Regions from separate parts of the Homo sapiens genome. Here region 2 is linked to region 1. The links are chromatin contacts, found by Hi-C or POLR2A ChIA-PET in ENCODE. All regions are on one chromosome and are shown on one strand. The core of a region is the stretch at or near the end of the contact, and the rest is flanking DNA. Distances in the headings are between cores, read along the strand shown.

Evidence for each region. A loop is a pair of places that touch in the nucleus more often than their neighbours do. ChIA-PET counts read pairs that join two places held with the same protein, here RNA polymerase II (POLR2A). Pooled maps may share reads with other maps.
Region 2: a loop to region 1 is called in a pooled map, with 4 times the contacts of the local background. The contact joins two enhancer-like sites. A Hi-C loop is called at or near these places in 5 of 37 single-sample maps with no recorded cell type and 9 of 50 pooled maps. POLR2A ChIA-PET finds 5 or more read pairs at or near these places in 4 of 52 experiments (A549, GM10248, activated naive CD4-positive, alpha-beta T cell and 1 more).

Annotation. Positions count from the first base shown.
Region 1 is chr22:49,766,723-49,770,937 of GRCh38, forward strand. No RefSeq gene overlaps it. Among named protein-coding and RNA genes, the nearest start is that of BRD1, 59 kb to the right of the region's middle. Within about 2 kb of position 1,934, at least 5 of the 41 ENCODE cell types and tissues checked have a DNase peak (open chromatin) inside an H3K27ac peak, as active enhancers do.
Region 2 is chr22:49,942,304-49,947,028 of GRCh38, forward strand. No RefSeq gene overlaps it. Among named protein-coding and RNA genes, the nearest start is that of PIM3, 16 kb to the right of the region's middle. RefSeq lists enhancers at 402-1,128, 1,129-1,854, 4,518-4,725 and a silencer at 1,803-1,982. Within about 2 kb of position 2,879, at least 12 of the 41 ENCODE cell types and tissues checked have a DNase peak (open chromatin) inside an H3K27ac peak, as active enhancers do.

The sequences.
Region 1 (4,215 bases), core at 684-3,183:
CACAGGCTGGAGTGCAGCGGTACAATCGTGGCTACCTGCAGCCTCGACCTCCTGGGCTCAGGTGCTCCTCCCCACTTAGCCTCCCAAATAGCCAGGACCACAGACACACACCACCACACCCAGCTAATTTTTGTATTTTTAATATAGATGGAGTTTCATTATGTTGGCCAGGCTGGTCTTGAACTCCTGACCTCGTGATCCACCCACCTCGGCCTCCCAAACTGCTGGGATTACAGGCATGAGCCACCGTGCCCGGCCCTGACTGTGTCTTTTCCAATAGCCTGTCTTTGAGCTCATTGATTCCTTCCTCTGCTTGACCCATTCTGCTGTTAAGAGCCTCTATCAATTTTCCAGTTCAGCAGATGTTTTTCTCACTTCCAATATTTCTGTTTGATTTTTTAATTTCAATATCTTTGTTAAAATTCTCTGATAAGTTTCTGAATTGATTTTCTGGGTTATCTTGGAGATCGCTGAGTTTCCCTACAACTGCTATTTTGGATTCTTGATCAGAGGCTCACATGTGGCCATCTCATTAGTCACTGGTTCCTTGCTTTGTCCCTTTGAGTGGTTCACAGTTCCCCGTTTGCTTGTTTCTTGTGAATGCACATCTGCGTCTTTGCATTGAAGGATTAGTTATTTATTCCAGTCTTCTCTGTCTGGCTTGTTTTGGTTTTTACTGGGTATGTTTGCTTAGAGACTCTTTGCCATGTACCTGTTGAATTTTTTTTCTGCTAGGTTGCTGCCTCCTTCTTCGGCACTAGAGGGCAACATAAGTCCAGGTTTTCCTCAGCTCCAATAAAGGATCAGAGTGGGGCTTCCCGTCCCAAATGGGGAAGGTCCCACAGGGGATAGCCCGGCAGTGTGGGAAGACTGGCTGGCGGTCCATGCCCAGGGAACCTATGGACTGTGCCTCCTACCATGTAGCTGAACAGCCTGACTTGGTGCCTCCTTTGGCTGCATTACAGGGCAGTTTTTAGAGCTGGAGATGCTAGTCCCACCTCTTCCCTTTGTCTCTGGCTGGCCTCAGGGATATTTCTCCTTTAAGCATTCTGAATGCTTCCCTTGGGTTGAAGCAGAACAAGTCTCCTGCCAGGGAGCCCAAGATACTGGGAAGCTGGTAGTCCACCTTGATCTCATTTTTCCAGTGCAGAAGCCATGAGTCAGGGGAGATTTGCCCACACTTGGTGCAGGTAGACTGGGGGAAGGGACATCATAGATATAGAATTCCAGTTCTCTTACTGCTTGCTCAGAGTTTATTCACTTCTCTGTGGCCCTGGGGACTGTCTCATCCTCGTATTTGAGTTCTGGGATGTTGCTGGAGATAATCTTGGTGCTGAATATTTGTTTTGGATTTTCTGTGGCAAAGAGTGAAGCCAGCTTGCTTCTATGCTGCCATCTTGGAACTAGCCATCTCCTCAATTCTTTTTTCATTTGCTTTTAATTATAGGTGATAATAACAAGTGAACTCCATAAACCAGCAGGCGCCACGTGTGGGTGCATTTGCCACATATTGATCCTCCAAGGTGGGGGTTGGCTAACCCACCCTGGGCTCTACTCCCCACCCCCCACCTGGCTCGCCCGTGGGGGCGCCATGGGAGGCCGGTTGCTGAGCCCCAGAACCTGGCTGTCCTCACCTGTAGGACAGGATGGGGTGGGGAGTCAGAGGAGGCAGGGAGGAAGTAGAGGGTCTTGGTGCTTCAGACTGGGAGTCCCCACAGCTGAGCTGATGTTAAAACTCTGGGGCGAGAGATCAACAAGAGATGTGCTTCATTTGCAACGGGAGAAACTGTAATGAGATGAGGTAGAGCTGCACTAAGAGTCAGTGAGCAGACATTGTAAGTGAATGCTAATGTCATGAAATATCCACGCAGGAGGGGTCCTAGCTCCGCAGAGCCGTTGCCGGCCTGGTCAAGGGCCAAGCTCACGTGCAGGCCCCCTCCAGGGAGTCCAGGCTTCTTACTGCGTCGCTGAGTCTGGCTGCCCCAGCCCCAGGGCTCCCAGAAGCCCCCACTCACACAGTGGAGTACGCACCCCACCATGCCCCCTGGAGGGGGGACTTTGGCTAGGTCCCGAGAGTGGGGGGGCAGGGGGACCTCTGGGCACTTCACTTTGGACACTCATTATACTGAAATATGCATAGAATTTGGCCGTAATCTTCTGCTTTCCATGAGAACAATGTGATTTTTGTAAACTAGCAGAGGCCTTCTCTCCTACTTGTGGTGTGGGGGTCATTTTTGGGATCCTCCAGCCTTTGCACATTGCTCCCAGCCCCCACTCCCCGGCATCCACAGGCCCTCGAAGCTCACAGAGATGGAACAGCTGTGCTGCCCGGCGCCTGGCCTTCGGCCCAGCCAAGCCTTGCTGCCCTGAAGTGAGCCCAGCAGAGGGAACAGGATGACAGCCTCCAGCTCTGGCCACAGACACCGCCTGACCGGCTGTCATCTCCAGGTGGACAGGAAGACACTCTGACAGCCTCCAGCTCCGGCCACAGACACCGCCTGACCGGCTCTCATCTCCAGGTAGACAGGAAGACACTCTGAGTCCCTCTCAGAGCCATCCCTCAGAAGGGGGAGCACTGGGGGAGGGGGGAGGAGGCCCCTGAGGGCCACCGTGGTACTCCACCGACCTCCCTTCCTCCAGATGCTCACAGGACTCAGTGCCACGGCCCAGCCTGGGGGTGAGCGCTCGGCCATCAGGTGGGGCCCCTCACCCCTCGCTCCTCCCCAGCAACTTCTTCAGTGCAGTGGGCACCCAGAGGACAGGGCCTGTGAGGCCAGGGGTCACTGTCCACAAGACCGCAGGGCTGGACCGAGGCTCTGTGGGGATGGAGATGGTGATGGCGCACAGAGGAGGCTCAGAGGTAGCACTGACCGGGCATGGGGACAGGCCGGGGGGTCAGGGACGAGACCCGAGGGGACCCCCACCCTGAGAGAGCCTCAGGGGAGGGGCGCATCTGTAGGAAGGGGCTGCAGGGCCTCCCACCCCCTGTGCTCGCAGTCCAAGCACAACCTGGGTGCTCAGAGCCTGGGCCCAAAGGATTTGGAGCCCGAGTGGGTCTCTAGGGGATGGAGTGAGCAACACAGATTTGGGCTGGACCTCCTGGGGGTCTGACTGAGGGTCTTCACTCCCTACCTGCTGCCCCTGGTTCCTGCCACCCCCATGTGGCCCAAGGCAGGGCCCACCCACAGCGAAGGGGACCTGGGGCTCAGCTCCTCACTGCATTCTCCCTGCAGCCCCTGTCCTCTCCCCGTGTGACTAAGGGGCTCTCCCCACCTGGCTGAACCCCCAGCTCCCTAAGCCTCACGTTTCTGCCCTCCCTTTCTTGCCCGCACTGCCAGACACATGACTGTTTCCTCCTCCCCTGAAGTCAGGCAGGAATAACCTCCCCAAACCAGAGGGACTCCCCGGCCGGTGACAGAACCGGCCAGGGACAGGAGTGGTCCGGGGGCCAGCCCAGGGCTCGGCGGCAGCTTGGCAGGGGCTTGAGACCCGGAAAAATGGACTCCGACACTATCCAGGAGGACCCCCCAAAAATGTCCACAGCATTACACACTGACGGACACTTTGGAATCATCCCAGCCTCTCCGAGCAGCCCGTCCTCCTGCATACAAGGCCCACCACAGCCTCAGAAATGGGAAAGACAGATCGGCTTTCCCAAACTGCTCACGCCCCAAGCTAGGAAGGAGCAGCTCAACTTTGAGCCAATTTCACAAGCAAACAGTGCTGGTTTTAGGGAAGGACGAGCCGGACTCCATGCAACAACCCTGCACAGCTGGGTGGGCAGCTGCACCCAGGAGGAGTGGGTGCAGGGGACGAGGCCAGCTGGACACACCTGAGCGGGAAGCTAGGATCCCACGCTGGATACGGAGCCCCCTGCCTGAACCCCCTGCCTGAACCCCACCAGCCAGTCATCGTGTAGACTCCAGACCCCCCACCAGCCAGTCAACCCAGGGAGGTGAGCATGACTCAGTGGGCGCCCCCACAGTGGGTGGGCTTCGCTAGGGCACAGCCTGGAACCGAGGGAAATTGGATTGCTCTGCACTCTATTTTGAAGACCTTTTCACATCGGCGTACTAAGTTCCTCCTCATTCTTTTTAACCCAACTGCCACAGGTTTTTCAGCCAAGACAGGGCGGAGTGGTGTCAGTCAGAACAGGAGGCCACACTGTGAACTTGGTTCCCAAACATGAAACCCTGGCGGCTTCCTGCCCTGAGT
Region 2 (4,725 bases), core at 1,629-4,128, 180 kb after region 1:
TCCAGCCTTCTGCAGTGCTGACATCCATGGGCTCCCCAGGTTCATTTAATGGTGAATGAATGAATGAGCCCACTGTTTATCCAGGCGCCACTGTGGGCCATGGCACAAGTGGGCTCTCAGGAAAAACTACTTATCAAATGATGAATGAATGAATGTGTGAGAGACAGAGTGAGTGAGTGATTGAGTGAGTGAGTGATTGAGTGAACGAGTGATTGAGTGAACGAGTGATTGAGTGAATGAGTGAGTGAGTGAATGATTGAGTGAGTGAATGACTGAGTGAATGAGTGAGTGAGTGAATGAGTGAGTGAATGAGTGATTGAGTGAACAAGTGATTGAATGAGTGATTGAGTGAACGAGTGAGTGAGTGAATGAGTAATTGAGTGAACGAGTGAGTGAATGAGTGAACAAGTGAGTGAAAGAATGAGTGAGTGAATGAGTGATTGAGTGAATGAGTGAATGAGTGAGTGAATGAGTGATTGAGTGAACGAGTGAGTGAATGAGTGAGTGAATGAATAAATGAATGAGTGAGTGAGAGAATGAGTGATTGAGTGAATGAGTGAGTGATTGAGTGAACAGATGAGTGAATGAGTGAGTGAGGGAGGGAGTGAGGGAGGGAGGGGGTGAGTGAGTGGGGGAGAGAGTGAACTGGCCTCCCAGTCCCCCAGCTGCTCTCTGCTGACCCAAGATCTGGAGGTGCCCAGCTCCCGTCCTGCCCTCCCAGGTCAGTGGTGGCTGCATGTGGGAGGGAGGAGGGGTCCGAATGTTGTACTGTGACTTCTGAAGCCACAGGCAGCGCCGGAGTGTCTGGGGAGGACACAAAGCCAGGCTGTTCCCTGCGCAGGGGCTGGGCCTGCCTGGAGGTGAGCCGGGGCCAGGTAGGCTGGGGCCCGGGGGAAGGAGGGCTGGCCTTGCAGACAGGACACGCTGTGGTGGGCGCCGGAGCCTCCAGACCCGGGGTCGGCCTCGCCCATGCCCAGCGGCTGGTGTGGACCCCCAGCTGTCTCAGGTGGGGTGGGGTGGCCCCTGGGTGGCGGCGTTTCTGCAGCCCACCGAGCCACAGGCCGAGAGGGTCCCAGGGAGACTGGAATGCCAGCTCCTCATGGAATGGCCTTGGTGGCTCTGAGCGCTTTGCCTGAAAATCACTCTTTCCTAAAAATCACTCTAAGGAACTTGCTCCCCAAGCCTCCAAACCCAGAGCAGAGCCCCCGAAGCTGCTTGACAGGCGGGTGAGTGGGTGGGGCCGTGTGGTAAAGATCGTCTCATCTGAACAGCCCCCGCAGGAGGCCCTGGGTAGGCCTGGCCCCTGGTCGCTGAGGAGTGCCCAGCCCTCCAGGCCCCTGCAGGTCCCCCCAGCGCCCCACACCAGCCCTCCAGGGTGGGCCTGGCTATTGTCTCATTTCCAGCCAGGCCAGCTCTGGGTGCCATGCAGCCCATCGTGAGCTGAGAGCGGAACTCGGGGCCCTCGAGGCCCCCCCCACCCCGCCGCCCAGGCCTTTAGGGAAGAACCCACCCACCAGGCATGTCAGGAAGGTCGGGTTTTCTCCACGGATAAGGATCCCCACCTTCGGGGTCATCGGAGGTCACGCTACCCAGAAGGAAGAAGGTGAACGCAGGCCGTAGGGCTTCCTGGAGGAGGGGACCCCGGGGAGCAGCACCCAGCCAGCCAGACGCACGGGGGTGGCATGTGTGCATAGGCGTGTGAGTGCTGGCATGCATTTAGCGCCAGGGAGGGAGGCCCAGACTCACAGTCTTGCCAAGCTAGACACCTTTAGCCCTGGGCCCCCAAGAGGGGCAGCAACCCGGCGGGCAGGCTCCTGGCAGTCTGAGGAACAAGGCCCGGCTGGTAGGGATGGACATTTCCACTTCAAGACCCGCCAGAATCCCCCACCTGCGGGTCACCCAGGCCATGGCTGGCCACAAGCCGCCCTGCCGGAACTGCATGTTCTCAGTGTGGGCCCGAAAGGGATGGGGAGGCTCCTGCTCATCCTCAGCTGCACTCCCGCCCCCACTGCCCCTCTGGGAAGCCCCTGGCGTCTAACGTCCCATCAGCCAAAGACTTGCCAAGCACAGGCCCAGGCCTGGTCACCCCCAGCAGGGTCACCTCACTCTGGCCATGGAGGAGGTTGTGACACAGGATGGCCAGGCCTCAGCCCCACAGAGCTGCCTCCCTGAACCCTGTCCTGGCCTGGGAAGACTGGCTCTCACACTGCTGGGCCTGGGGACCAAGCCTGTGGGCAGAAGCGGCCCTCCAACGCTCAGGACAGGCCTGGGGTTGTCCAGGCCTCCCGGGTCCTGCCTCCTCCTGGACCTGGCCTTGGTCTGAGCACCTGTTCTCTCCATGCGGGTACCTGGGCCTCTGAAATCCCCGCTGGTGGAGGAGGTGTTGGGTGGCCCAGGATCACCAGCACACCAGGTGGCAGCCTCCACCCCAGACCTCAGGCTGCAGTGCCAGGCACCCAGAGCGCCAGGAGCCCACCGCAGTCACAGTGACAGCCGGGCCGTGCATCTTGGGGTGCGCTTGCGCCAGCCCAGAGCTCCTGACCGCATGATGTCCTGGGGGGTTGGGACCCGGAAAAAAGTCTCACTGCTCACCAGCCCCCCAGGAAACTCCGCCCCTTTACAGTGTCGCTGCTCACCAGTACCCCCAGGAAACTCTACGCCCCTTTACAGTGTCACTGCTCACCAGGTCCCCCAGGAAACTCTACGCCCCTTTACAGTGTCACTGCTCACCAGGTCCCCCAGGAAACTCTACGCCCCTTTACAGTGTCAACTGCTCACCAGGTCCCCCAGGAAACTCTACGCCCCTTTACAGTGTCACTGCTCACCAGGTCCCCCAGGAAACTCTACGCCCCTTTACAGTGTCACTGCTCACCAGGTCCCCCAGGAAACTCTACGACCCTTTACAGTGTCACTGATCACCAGGTCCCCCAGGAAACTCCGCCCCTTTACAGTGTCACTGCTCACCAGCCCCCCAGGAAACTCCGCCCCTTTACAGTGTCACTGCTCACCAGCCCCCCAGGAAACTCCGCCCCTTTACAGTGTCACTGCTCACCAGCCCCCCAGGAAACTCTGCCCCTTTACAGTGTCACTGCTCACCAGTCCCCCCAGGAAACTCTGCCCCTTTACAGTGTCACTGCTCACCAGGTCCCCCAGGAAACTCCGCCCCTTTACAGTGTCGCTGCTCACCAGCCCCCCCCAGGAAACTCCGCCCCTTTACAGTATTGCTGCTCACCAGCCCCCCAGGAAACTCCGCCCCTTTACAGTGTCGCTGCTCACCAGCCCCCCCAGGAAACTCCGCCCCTTTACAGTGTTGCTGCTCACCAGTCCCCCCCAGGAAACTCCGCCCCTTTACAGTGTCGCTGCTCACCAGCCCCCCAGGAAACTCCGCCCCTTTACAGTGTCACTGCTCACCAGCCCCCCAGGAAACTCCGCCCCTTTTGGGGCCAGAGATGCTGTGAGAAGTGGCCTTTTATTATATAAAACTGTTTTATGCAGAATTTAAGATGTACATGTGACCCCTGAGATTAAACCACAGCCCCAAACAGCTCCCTGATTTTAGCCTTGTAGGAGACCCTGGGGCAGAGGGAAACTGCTAAACCAGACTTGGATTCCAGACCCACCTGGAAGTCATAAATGTGTGTTGTTTTAAGCCACTATAATTTGGAGTCGTTTGTGACACAGCAGAGCAACAGATTACCATCATGGTGTTGAAGGTAGAGCCAGCTGGGCTTGCTGGCTGACTCCAGGGCATTGGAGGACGCCAGAGCATTGACCTGAGCCCCTGGCAGGTGTGGCTGGCAGCATTGGGACAAGGACAACGAAGGCTGCAAGTCAAGAACTCTGCGCTGGGGCCAGGCGGCGGCTCACACCTGCAATCCCAGCACTGTGGGAGGCTGAGCCTGATGGATCACCTGAGGTCAGGTTTGAGTTCAGCCTGCCCAACATGGTGAAACCCCGTCTCTACTAAAAATACAAAAATTAGCCAGGCATTGTGGTGCATTCCTGTAATCCCAGCTACTCAGGAGGCTGAGGCAGGAGAATCACTTGAACCCGGGAGGTGGAGGTTGCAGTGAGCTGAGATCACACCACTGCACTCCAGCCTGGGCAAAAGAGTGAGACTCCATCACAAAAAAAAAAAGACTTTGGATAAATATGTGTTGTCCAACAACTTTGGATAACAGAAAACACCACAACAAGTTGAGAAATGGATTACAGAAAAAAGAACGAGCTTCGTACGTTAGCACCTATAATATCATTTCATCCTGCATTTTGAACAATGAACCCTGAATTCTCATGTGCGCTGGGCTCTGCAAATCATGTGGCTGCTCCCCATAGTCAGGAAGGAGAGTGGGACTCAGGGGAGGAGGCAGGATGAGCTGAGACCCAGGCTGCCTGTCCCTACCACTGACCAGGACAGCGTTCCAGCCTCCCCGTCTGCTCAGAATCTGCCCTGACCTGCTCCACACCCCCGCAGGCCCGCAGGGGAGGGCAGAACTAGAAGGGACCAGCGCATAGGGACCTGGGGGTGCTGGCACTGAGGTCTCTGGGCCTGGGATGCTGACCTTCCCGGAGCCCTGAGCTGGGCCAGGACGAGGTCTTCCCATCAGACTTGCCGCTGGCTAGGTGACCGGCCTGTCTCACAGATGAAAATATATTCTGAGGCCCAAAGGGGGCCCAGACCCTGACTTTGTGGCCCAGAGCCAGGTTCTCCCCATAACCAGCAGG